Regions from separate parts of the Homo sapiens genome. Here region 2 is linked to region 1. Evidence: read pairs that join two places in POLR2A ChIA-PET (ENCODE). Cell type or tissue: MCF 10A. All regions are shown on one strand. Region 1 overlaps IGF1R (insulin like growth factor 1 receptor). Region 2 overlaps IGF1R (insulin like growth factor 1 receptor).

Region 1 (5,000 bases):
TTTTATTGTACCTTTTCTATGTTTAGGTATGTTTAAATACACACATACTTACCATGGTGTTACAACTGCCTGCAGTATTCAGTGCAGTAATGCACTACAGGTTTGCAGGTTGGTAGCCTAGGAGTAATAGGCTATACTGTATAGCCTAGGTGTGTAGTAGGCTATACCATTGAGGTGTAAGTATACTCTGATCACACAATGATGAAATCACCTAACTGTGCATTTCTTAGAATGCATCCCTGTCATTAAGTGATACGTAACTCTGCTTCTTTAAGCCTCTGTAGCACTTTGGTTATGTTAGGATTCTGTGTCTTTACAAGTCTGCTTTGCTGATCGATTGTGACATCTTGAGGGCGGCTGCACTACTTTCTGCCTGCACCTTGTTTCGCATGTCTACCTGGCGCATGACATACACCTCGTTGTTCAGTTCTTGCTTCTCTGCTTGTGTCTTTGCATTCACCACCAGCTATTCTGATAGTTATCAGGAGGTTTTCATTGATTGCAGTCTCGTGCAATGGGTGCAGGTAATGGGTAGCCTTATGGAGGAGAAAATGCTTACCTATTTGGGTTCATTCCAAGGAGTAGTTCAAGGATAAACCTCTAAGTTTGGGGAGTGCTGTAATTTGCTGGATATGTGAGCCATAGAAGACAGCTTGGATGGCATCTGATGCTTCCTGGCTGCAGGGATGGAGGCAGCAGACCCTCCTGCCTGGGGTGGTTGGTTGCCATCCCTGTCGGGGGCTCATGCTCCACCCTCAAGGCTATTCTTGGGGGAGTTGTGACATGGCTTTCATAAAAACTCAGTGGAATTTTACCCTGTGTATTAGTTAGTAAAGGTGAGTCTGGTTCAGTTGGTTTGAGTCAAAAAATCTGTTAATATCTCTGCTTTAGACCTGCATCAGGCTAATACTTGAATTTAGGGTCTGTCCCTGGTGTCATCTGAATTTTTGTTTGCTATGTGTGACCAAGGAGATGGTCACTCTTCAGGATGGGTGGGTGGAGGGGAGAAATGCTATGATTTCTGTTGGGTCATGTGAAATCAATTTGGAATGTGGATGGGGCCCTTACACTTTTTCTTTTGAGCTTAGTGATTTTCTGTGTAGGGTGGAGAGCGATTAGGAAGGAATTCACCACCCTTAGGTCCTCAGGCATAGGGTCTTCTAGGGGCAGGACTGATGAGTGAACAGCAGGGTGGATGGAGCAGAACCGTTGGAACCTTCAGGGCAGGACCTGCCACCATTATTTGGTCACAGGAAGTGTTCAGTGGTGAACTTGTTGGAAATGATTTTGAGTAACTTCCGTCTCCTAAATCATATTAGGACTCTTTGGTCTCCTATGGTTATCTGAGTTGTTTTCCAGGAGGAGCTGGGAAGGTACCAGGAGAAAGATGACTGTCCCTCTCATGTTTGCTGAGGGTGTTCCTGTAAGGTGAGCTAGTGTTCCTTTTAGGGCCCGTGGAGACCGACCTTCACATTGAAGAAGCATATCTGTGCTCCGAGATGTTTTCATGGGGAGAAGTGTCAGGTGTAATTATAAAAGGAGTCTTTCTCTTTAAATACTGTAGGCGATTTAGAAATAGTGGAGGTTTAATTGAAGAGCTTGTCTACGTTTTTACATTTTCCTTAGGCACAGAGAAACTAGTATCTTTCTCTGGGTTGCCTTTTTTTTTGGAGACAGAATCTTACTCTGTCATCCAGGCTGGAGTGCAGTGGCCTGATCTCGGCTCACTGCAGCCTCTGCCTTCCGAGTTCCAGCAATTCTCCTGCCTCAGCCTTCCAGGTAGCTGGGATTACAGGCACGTGCCACCATGCCTGGCTAATTTTTATATTTTTAGTAGAGATGGGGTTTCACCATGTTGGCCAGGCTGGTCTGGAACTCCTGATTAGGTGATCCACCCGCCTCTGCCTCCCAAAGTGCTAGGATTACAGGCATGAGCCACCACACCTGGCCTGGGTTGCTTTTTAAATTCATACCTACTGTCTTATTTGGGTCTCAAATGTGATCAGTGGTTATACTTTTCTTGCTATGCATTTAAGTTGGAGCAGGCTCCGGGGCACCACTTCCCTCCCTAGAGTTGATGAACCCCTCATATCAGTGACCTCCCCATGTCACAGTGTATCTCGTGTGCACTGCTAGATATTCTGATCACACAGTGCTGAGATTACTGGTTTCTCTCCCTTTCTCTTTCTGTGGTTATAGGGATTCTTTAAGGGCAGGCAACATGTTCTTTGTTTCCATAGGATCTGACAAAGTGCATGGCATAGGTAGGTGTTCATCAAAAGGGGTGGAATAGGGTTGATCTCAAGGGTTTTAAGAGAGATCTGACGAGTTTGGGTGTGTGACTTAAAAAGCAGATACAGCGCCTTTTCACGGATACACCTCCGTGATTCCTCAAGTGGTCTGGCTGTGTTTATTTTAGGATTCTAAAAGTAAAGTGTTCTGTTCTGAGTCTTTCACGATCTGATGTTCTCCAGTTCTGTGAGGTCTCCTCCTTTAGTCCCATCATTGGGGCTGTTTCTGCTCGGAAGGCCAGGAAGTTGCTGGAAGTCTGCTGGGCTTTGCAAAGGGACTTTTGCTTGTGTGGGCATTGCCCAGTTGTGTTACAACTTGTTTACAGCCGTTGGTTTTTAAGGGATGAGGTAATCTTAGCTCAGCTTAGTGTAATACACAACAGTTTTGTTTATTGAGAAAATCATTGTTGAAGTTTTTCAGATGTTAGAGATGTTATGAATTGCAATCAAGTCGGTATCCTCTTATATAAGTGCATCTGACAAGCCCATTTCACAACTACATCTCATCAGTCACAGTTGGATGGCAAGGTTTATTGTTTAAAGTTTTTGTTTTTTCTTTTTTAAGTTGGGAAAGGAAGACAGATGGTTTCAGAAGCCAAGAAAGGGCACAAAGGCGTGGATATTTGGAAATCGGGACATAATTCACCATTCTTCTTAATTTTTTCTGATCTCTAAGACACTGAGACAGCTGTTAATTGAATTGCTTGTTCACAGTATTTGAGACGTAATGAAATGTGAGTGTCCTAATCACCTGGCGGGCGTAGATCTTTGGGATCCTCCTGGAGGCTTAGTAGGGCTGCCCTGAGCAGTATTGTCTTCTCCAGCTGGGCCTCTGAGCTGTACCATGTGCCCGTGCTCAGCCTCAGTCCCTCCCTCAGCCAGTTGTTAAATCACTTTGGACGTGTGACAGCCTCAACATGTCACAGCTTTAAAAGTTCAGATTTTAAAAAGGTAAGGAAATGATCTCCTAGTGAGACAACTTCTGCCTAAAAAATAAAAGCTTCTAAGACATAAATTCTGTGTTATGAACAACTTGCAATTTTCATAGTTTTCAGTTTTAGCTCTGGCAGCCTCTGATAGATCTTAAATATGTTTATCACAGCTGGAAAAATGTTTTATTGTCATCTTTGTTTATCATAATATGCCACCTACTCTGGTTGTGTCTTACAACTGTAGCTCTGTGGGGTTTTTTTTGTTTGTTTTATGCTTGCTAATGGGGGAGGTGGGGGGTGTGGGCGGATGAATATAAATGATACCTAGAAATTGAAATTGGAAAAAAAAATGTATTCAGCCAGTACTCTTTCCAGGTTATAGCTAAACGTCAGTTGGCAACCTCTATGCTGTGGTTTATTGAGTAACACTTAATACTTAGCACAGCCCTCAGTGAAGATCTTTTATGGCCTTTTCTGAATGTTATACAAACATAACTAAAGCTTATCCAGATGAGGACAGGGACCTTTCTTTCCTTCCTTTTTAAATGGAGCAAAATTTGGCCACTGGGTTGCTGTGGATGAGAGAGTAGAAGGAGAAAGGCAGTCATCGGGAGACTGTGTGCTGAGAGAGCGCATGTGGGATTTGGCTTCAGGAAGTCTGGGCTTGCATTCTATCCAGCGCTAATATTTAGTGAGTGTGATTTGGGGCAAATTATTTCGTCTCCCTGAGCTTCAGAATGTTTGAAACTTTGTGAGGAGTCTGACCCCACACTGTAGGCTCCCTCCATGTATATATTTCTTCTTCCTTTTCCTTTTTTTTTTTTTTTTTTTTTTAAATTTTTGAGATAGTGTCTCGCTCTGTAACCCCAGTTGGAATGCAGTGGCATGGTCATGGCTTACTGCAGCCTCAACGTCCCAGGCTCAAGGGATCCTCCTGCCTCAGCCTCCTGAGTAGCTGGGGTCACAGATGTGTGCCATCACGCCTGGCTAATTTTTAACATTTTTTGTAGAGATGGGAGTCTCACTATGTTGCCCAGGCTGCACTCAAACTCCTGGACTCAAGCAGTCCTCTCCCTCCAGCCTCCCAAAGTTCTGGGATTACAGGCATGAGCCACCATGCCCGGCTGGAACTGTTGGCTTTGAAGAAGAATGATGCTGTGCTTGCCTTTGCAGTCCTGTCACCATACTTCCTGGAAAGTGGGTGGACACGCTGGATGGTAGATGTTGAGTTCTTTAGATGCCTGGATGCTTACATGCTTTGTGTGGGTTCTTACTGGGGCTGTAACTTACTAGAGGACAGACTCCAACTTCTGCTTACTTAGTCTGGGGAGGTTAATAATAATCTAGGGCACCCGCTTCCCAGTGGGTTTCCATCAGTCTCCTCCAGCCCACTCTACTCTCTGTTAGCCAGCTGGGCACCTCTTCCTCTGTGTCCCTTCGGTATCTTCCCAGTGGCTCTTTCCACGACTGGCTCAGACCATGTGTATATCTGCTCATTGTCTGTCCAGGGTCCCTCCAAAGATGCCTCTGTGGGCTGGGCCCCTGGTGGTGCTTCCTCCAGATAATTGTTGAAGATGGAACAGGAGTGTGCAAGAACACCAGCGTGCTTCCAGTATTCAGGTCTAGCGGCAGGTCCCAGGCATCAGCGGCTCACCACTCCACCGCAGGTAGCCTGATTGCCCAGCCTTGGAGCCGCAGCCTCCTTGGGTGGTGTGGCAGCTGTCAGTGTCTGAAACCATTTTGAACTTTAAAGGGTGGTGTCAGACAGCAGCTATTG
Region 2 (5,000 bases), 72 kb after region 1:
CAGGCTGGAGTGCAGTGACATGATCTTGGCTCACTGCAACCTCCGCCTCCAGGGTTCAAGCGATTCTCCTGCCTCAGCCTCCCAAGTAGCTAGGACTACAGGCACGTGCCACCACACCTAATTTGTTTGTGTATTTAGTAGAGACAGGGTTTCACCATGTTAGCCAGGATGGTCTTGATCTCCTGACCTCGTGATCACCTGCCTCGGCCTCCCAAAGTGCTGGGATTACAGGTGTGAGCCATTACGTCCAGCCTTTTTTTTTTTTTAAATAAAGAGGGTCTCAGGCTGGCGTGCAGTGGCACGATCTCGGCTCACTGCAGCCTTGACCTCCTCTGCTCAAGCAATCCTCCCGCCTGAGCCCCCCAAATAGCTGGGACCACAAGTATGCACCACCATACCTGGCTTTTTTTTTTTTTTTTTTTTTTTTGTATTTTTTGTAGAGACGGGGTCATTCTATGTTGCCCAGGCTTGTCTCGAACTCCTGGCCTCAAGCGATCCACCTGCCTTGGCTTCTCAAAGTGCTAGGATTACAGATGTGAGCCACTATGCCTGGCCAATAATTATATAAATTTTGATATAAATTCCTGCTCTTCAAGGAGATGTGGGTTTTTTTTCCTCCTGAGAGTATATTTATAAAGTTAATTGGATTTTATACAAAAGAAGCTTTTGACTCATTTCATTTAGCTTTTAATGTTATCATCTGGGAGGAGATGGTGAAGAATTCTGTTAGCCAAACCATGGCGAATTAATGTTTCTTACAGATGGTTTTATTACTTTTTATGATATTATTTGGATCATGAAACAAGTATCTTGGAAAATGTGAGATACAAAGATGTGAGTTGGGAGGTCTCTCTTGTATGTGAGTTCCTTCTATAACAGAGAAAGGATACTTTCAGTTTAAGCTGAGATGCTTTTTCCTTTTCACTCTTGAAAAGTCTTTGTTGCAGGAATTTTCTGTGCCCTCCCTCCTCTGGGACAGATCTGCTTCTTGATACTGCAGGGCTCCAGCCTTCCTTCCAGCCAGCTCATTTCTCAGGGAAGCCTTGTTTTCCTTTTTCAGAAAATTTAAATGTATATTTAACGCACAATTTAACTCCCTTTCCTGTTGATAATTTTTTTCTTCTTCATATTTTGTTATTAATAATAGCTTACAGAATGGGATCAGTATCAGGATCGGGAGGTAACCAGGTCTCCAAGTTTTCCCTTTCGTTTTTCTTTTCTGCTTTTAATGAGCCTTAATTAATCCAGGGAGCTAGGCTGCAGTATCTGTGGCTCTCCCTGATGTTTTCTTTCTGCCTTTCTGTCTTGGAGGGGAACCTGAGGATTTGGAAGTAGAGGGCTCTACTAGTGCTTCCTTTTTGTCCTTTTCTCATTGTCCAAAAGAGTCTTAAGCGATCTCCAGGAAATCCCCTGCTCCTGCCAGGAATCTGCCTGTGAGTATTTGAGTGAGTTGCTGCTTTTTAAGTACCAGTTGAGAAGCTGAAGGTTGGTGTTGTGGTTGTGATAAACTCCCAACATGAAAACTGAGGACCACCAGCGTTTTCAGCTCACCTTTGACTCACGCTGGCAGCTCCAGGAACACTGAACAGGAGTCCCCACTGAACCTTTGCTGCGTTCCGAAGCAGCACAGCCATGGTTAGGCACTGCCAGGCAGCTCTTGGAAACCACAGGGAGGGAAGTTTTGGTTCCTTCTTTCTGTCTTTGTTTTTGAGAGGAATGAGCTTGGAATAAAAGAACGCTAGTAATGACTGATTTGCAGGTTAGGTGTAAACATTAAATCCTCATAACAGGCTAATGAGAGGTGGGAGAAATTATCCCCATTTTACAGATGAAGGAACAGAGGCTCCTAGAGACTAAAGAACTTGCTACTCAATGAGGTCAGGATTCACACCTAGGTTGACCTGAGGATAGCTGCTGCAGTGCTCACCCTTCCTACCTTCCCAAGAAACAATACGCAGAGAATTTCTTTTCTAAATATTGTGTGCCTAGAAGGTGCTTTGTGTTATCGAAACAGATATATATGTGTATATCTGGTCTCTTTAAAATTCTCTTTAATAAAAACAAAAAGTGATGCTAGTGTAAAATAAAAGATATATATAGAAAATTGTGTGTCCTCGTTAATCTTCTTTAGGAAAGATATATGCATATATGCAGTATAGTTTTGGGTTTTTATAAAAATGAGATCATGCTATTAGTATAGTGAATAGCCTCTATATAGTCTTTCGTAACATTTTTACTTTTTCTCGGTGTATGGATATCAATTTAGGTCAGTTGCTGCGGAGTTTGAAACGAGTTAAAATTTCAGCAGTTCACAAAATGGATGATTCATAGTTTAGTCGAGCCATCATCTGTTGATGGACAGTCATGTGGTTTCTTGTTTTTTCTTTCTCTGTGTTTCACTAATGAAACAGGATTACAGTAAATTGACTCGTGTATGTGTATACATCCATCTTTGCTGGTACTATAGAAAAGTGTATTGCTGGCTGGGCATGGTGGCTCATGCCTGTAATCCCGGCAATTTGGGAGGCTGAAGTGGGTGGATCACCTGAGGTGAGGAGTTTGAGACCAGCCTGACCAACATGGCAAAACCCTGTCTCTACTAAAAATACAAAAATTAGCTGGGCGTGGTGGCAGTGGAGGCTGAGGCAGGAGAATTGCTTGAACCCAGGAGGCGGAGGTTGCAGTGAGCCTACATCGTGCCACTGCACTCCAGCCTGAATGACAGAGCAAAACTCCATTGCAAAAAAAAAAAAAAAAAAAAAAAAAAAAAAAAAAAGGCATTACTGCCTTGTTCCTGATTTAAATAAAAAAATGTGTTTTAACAAGGAATATGTTAAGTTTTGGTAAATATAGTTTATCATATTTAAGTTGTGTATACTCATTCATGTTTTAATTTTTATCGGAAGAGGCTGATGAATTTTATGAAATGCCTTTTTGGCATGATATAATTGTGAGCTTTTGCTTTTATTTGGTGGTGTAATAAATTACGTTGATTAGATTTCCCAATATTGAATCATCTTTGCATTCCTGGAATAAGCCCTAATTTGTTATGGTGTGATAATCTTTGGATATGTTGCTATTTGATTTGCTAATATTTTTTTAAAAATTGTGACTGTAGCCTACAAAGCCCTACAGATAGGGGTCTTTAGTTTTTTTCCTTGTTTGCATTCTATCAGGTATTGATATTAGGATTATGTTTTTTAAATAATTTAAGAAGAATTTCACCCTTTCCCAGCATCTAGAAGCATTTACATAATATAGGAAATAACCTGTTTTTTTTTTTTTTTTAAGTTAGAGTAAAATTAACTGGAAAACTTCATAGGCATCCCCTGTAGTCCCATCCCAGAACATTTTAAAACAAATTTTTTAGTTTTTCAGAATATATTATAGTTGTTCTGTTCAGCTTTTAAGCCTTTTCTCTGGATTTTGATATTTTCTACTTGCTGGGAAAGAATTTATCTACAATTTGAGTTTATCGCACAGTTATTTGTAATATTGTTATCATTTCTCTGGTAATCATAACCCTTTCTCATTACTAACACATATTTTTGCTCTTTTTTTGCTTTTTTCCCCCTTAATCAAGTTTGTTAGAAGTTTATATATTTTATTGTCTTCAAAAAACTAGGTATATTAATTTTATATTTATCCTGCTTTTAATTTCATCTCAGTATTTAATTTTTATTCACTTTTTCCATTCCTTTAAGTTTATTAAGTTGAATGCCTGTCTCATTTGCTTTTTAGTCTTCTTAAAATAATGGCATTTAAGGCTATACATTTTCTTTGAAAATTGCTTTTGTTACGTATTTTTGGTTTTAGACAGTTGATCTCCTTTTTGTTGTTTTCTAGATGGTTTGTAATTAAAATATTTATTTGATCTTTGATTCTGACATTACTTAGAAGTATGTCTGTCCTTGAATTTTTCTTTTGCTTACCTTTTGATATTGTTTATATGATTTATGAATGCAGCTCTGAGGTATCTGAGAGGATTTATTAACGTTTACTTGCATCCAAGTACATGATTAAGTTTTAATTGCTTTGTGGACATTAAAAAATTATGCCCTTGGTAAAATGCAAAGGTTTTATTTTCTGTATTTAGTAAATCAAACTTACTGATTGCATTATAGTCAGATCTTCCAAATTCATGTATGTTTTCAGTTGTCAAATTGACAGTTAATGATGCACCTTTTATAATTTTTTTTTTTGAGACAGAGTTTCACTCTGTCGCCCAGGCTGTGTAGTGCAGTGGCGTGATCTTGGCTCACTGCAGCCTCTGTCTCCTGGATTCAAGTGGTTCTCCTGCCTCAGCCTCCTGAGTAGCTGGGATTATAGGCACATGCCACTGCACCTGGCTAATTTTCATATTTTTAGTAGAGATGAGGTCTCACTATATTGGCCAGGCTGGTCTCAAACTCCTGACCTCAAATGATCTGCCTGCCTTGGCCTCCCAAAGTGCTGGGATTACAGGTGTGAGCCACCACACCGGGCCCCTTTTATAATTTTTAAACTTTTCATATTTCCAAGAGAAATGCTTAGTGTATTTATCTGCCGTTTTGCTTGATGCATCAATATGTGTAATTTTTTTATTTTTCAGGGATTACATATTTATCACATGTAATATCCCTCTCTGTCCAGTTTAATGCTTAATGGCCTTGAGTTCTTGGTTTGATTTTACTATTGCCAGCTTTGCTTTCTTTTTACTTGACTTTGCTTGGTATACTCTTGTTCAATTGTTTGTTTTTAAATAGAGCTGGACTTTTAAAACCCATTGAGACATTTTTGTTCTCTAATAGGGACGTTCTGCCTTGTCTTTCTTTACTGTGATAATGCATACATTTTGCTTTATTGCTTTCATCTTATTCAATGGTTGCCATTTATTTTACTTTCTGTTATTCTCAATTCCCATGTTAATTGAACAAGTCCTTTGCTAATTTGAAAAGTGTGTTATTTTCAAAGCTACCGGTGCCTAACAATTTGAAAATCTGTATTTTTCTCCTGAAATA

What was found. Peaks named below come from ENCODE experiments on the same cell type or tissue, not always from the same donor. Only the 100,000 strongest peaks of a DNase experiment are listed, where the experiment ranks them.
Region 2: POLR2A ChIA-PET joins it to region 1 with 11 read pairs; 3 of 35 experiments call an interaction of 5 or more read pairs at or near these places.

What each region holds. Positions count from the first base shown.
Region 1 is chr15:98,680,896-98,685,895 of GRCh38, forward strand. All of the region lies in intron 1 of IGF1R (insulin like growth factor 1 receptor), which reads left to right. Among named protein-coding and RNA genes, the nearest start is that of IRAIN, 33 kb to the left of the region's middle. In MCF 10A, no CTCF peak of the experiment used is centred here; DNase peaks (open chromatin) are centred at 2,586 and 3,646.
Region 2 is chr15:98,752,978-98,757,977 of GRCh38, forward strand. The region is part of intron 2 of IGF1R (insulin like growth factor 1 receptor); the gene reads left to right. Among named protein-coding and RNA genes, the nearest start is that of MIR4714, 29 kb to the right of the region's middle. In MCF 10A, no CTCF peak of the experiment used is centred here; no DNase peak of the experiment used is centred here.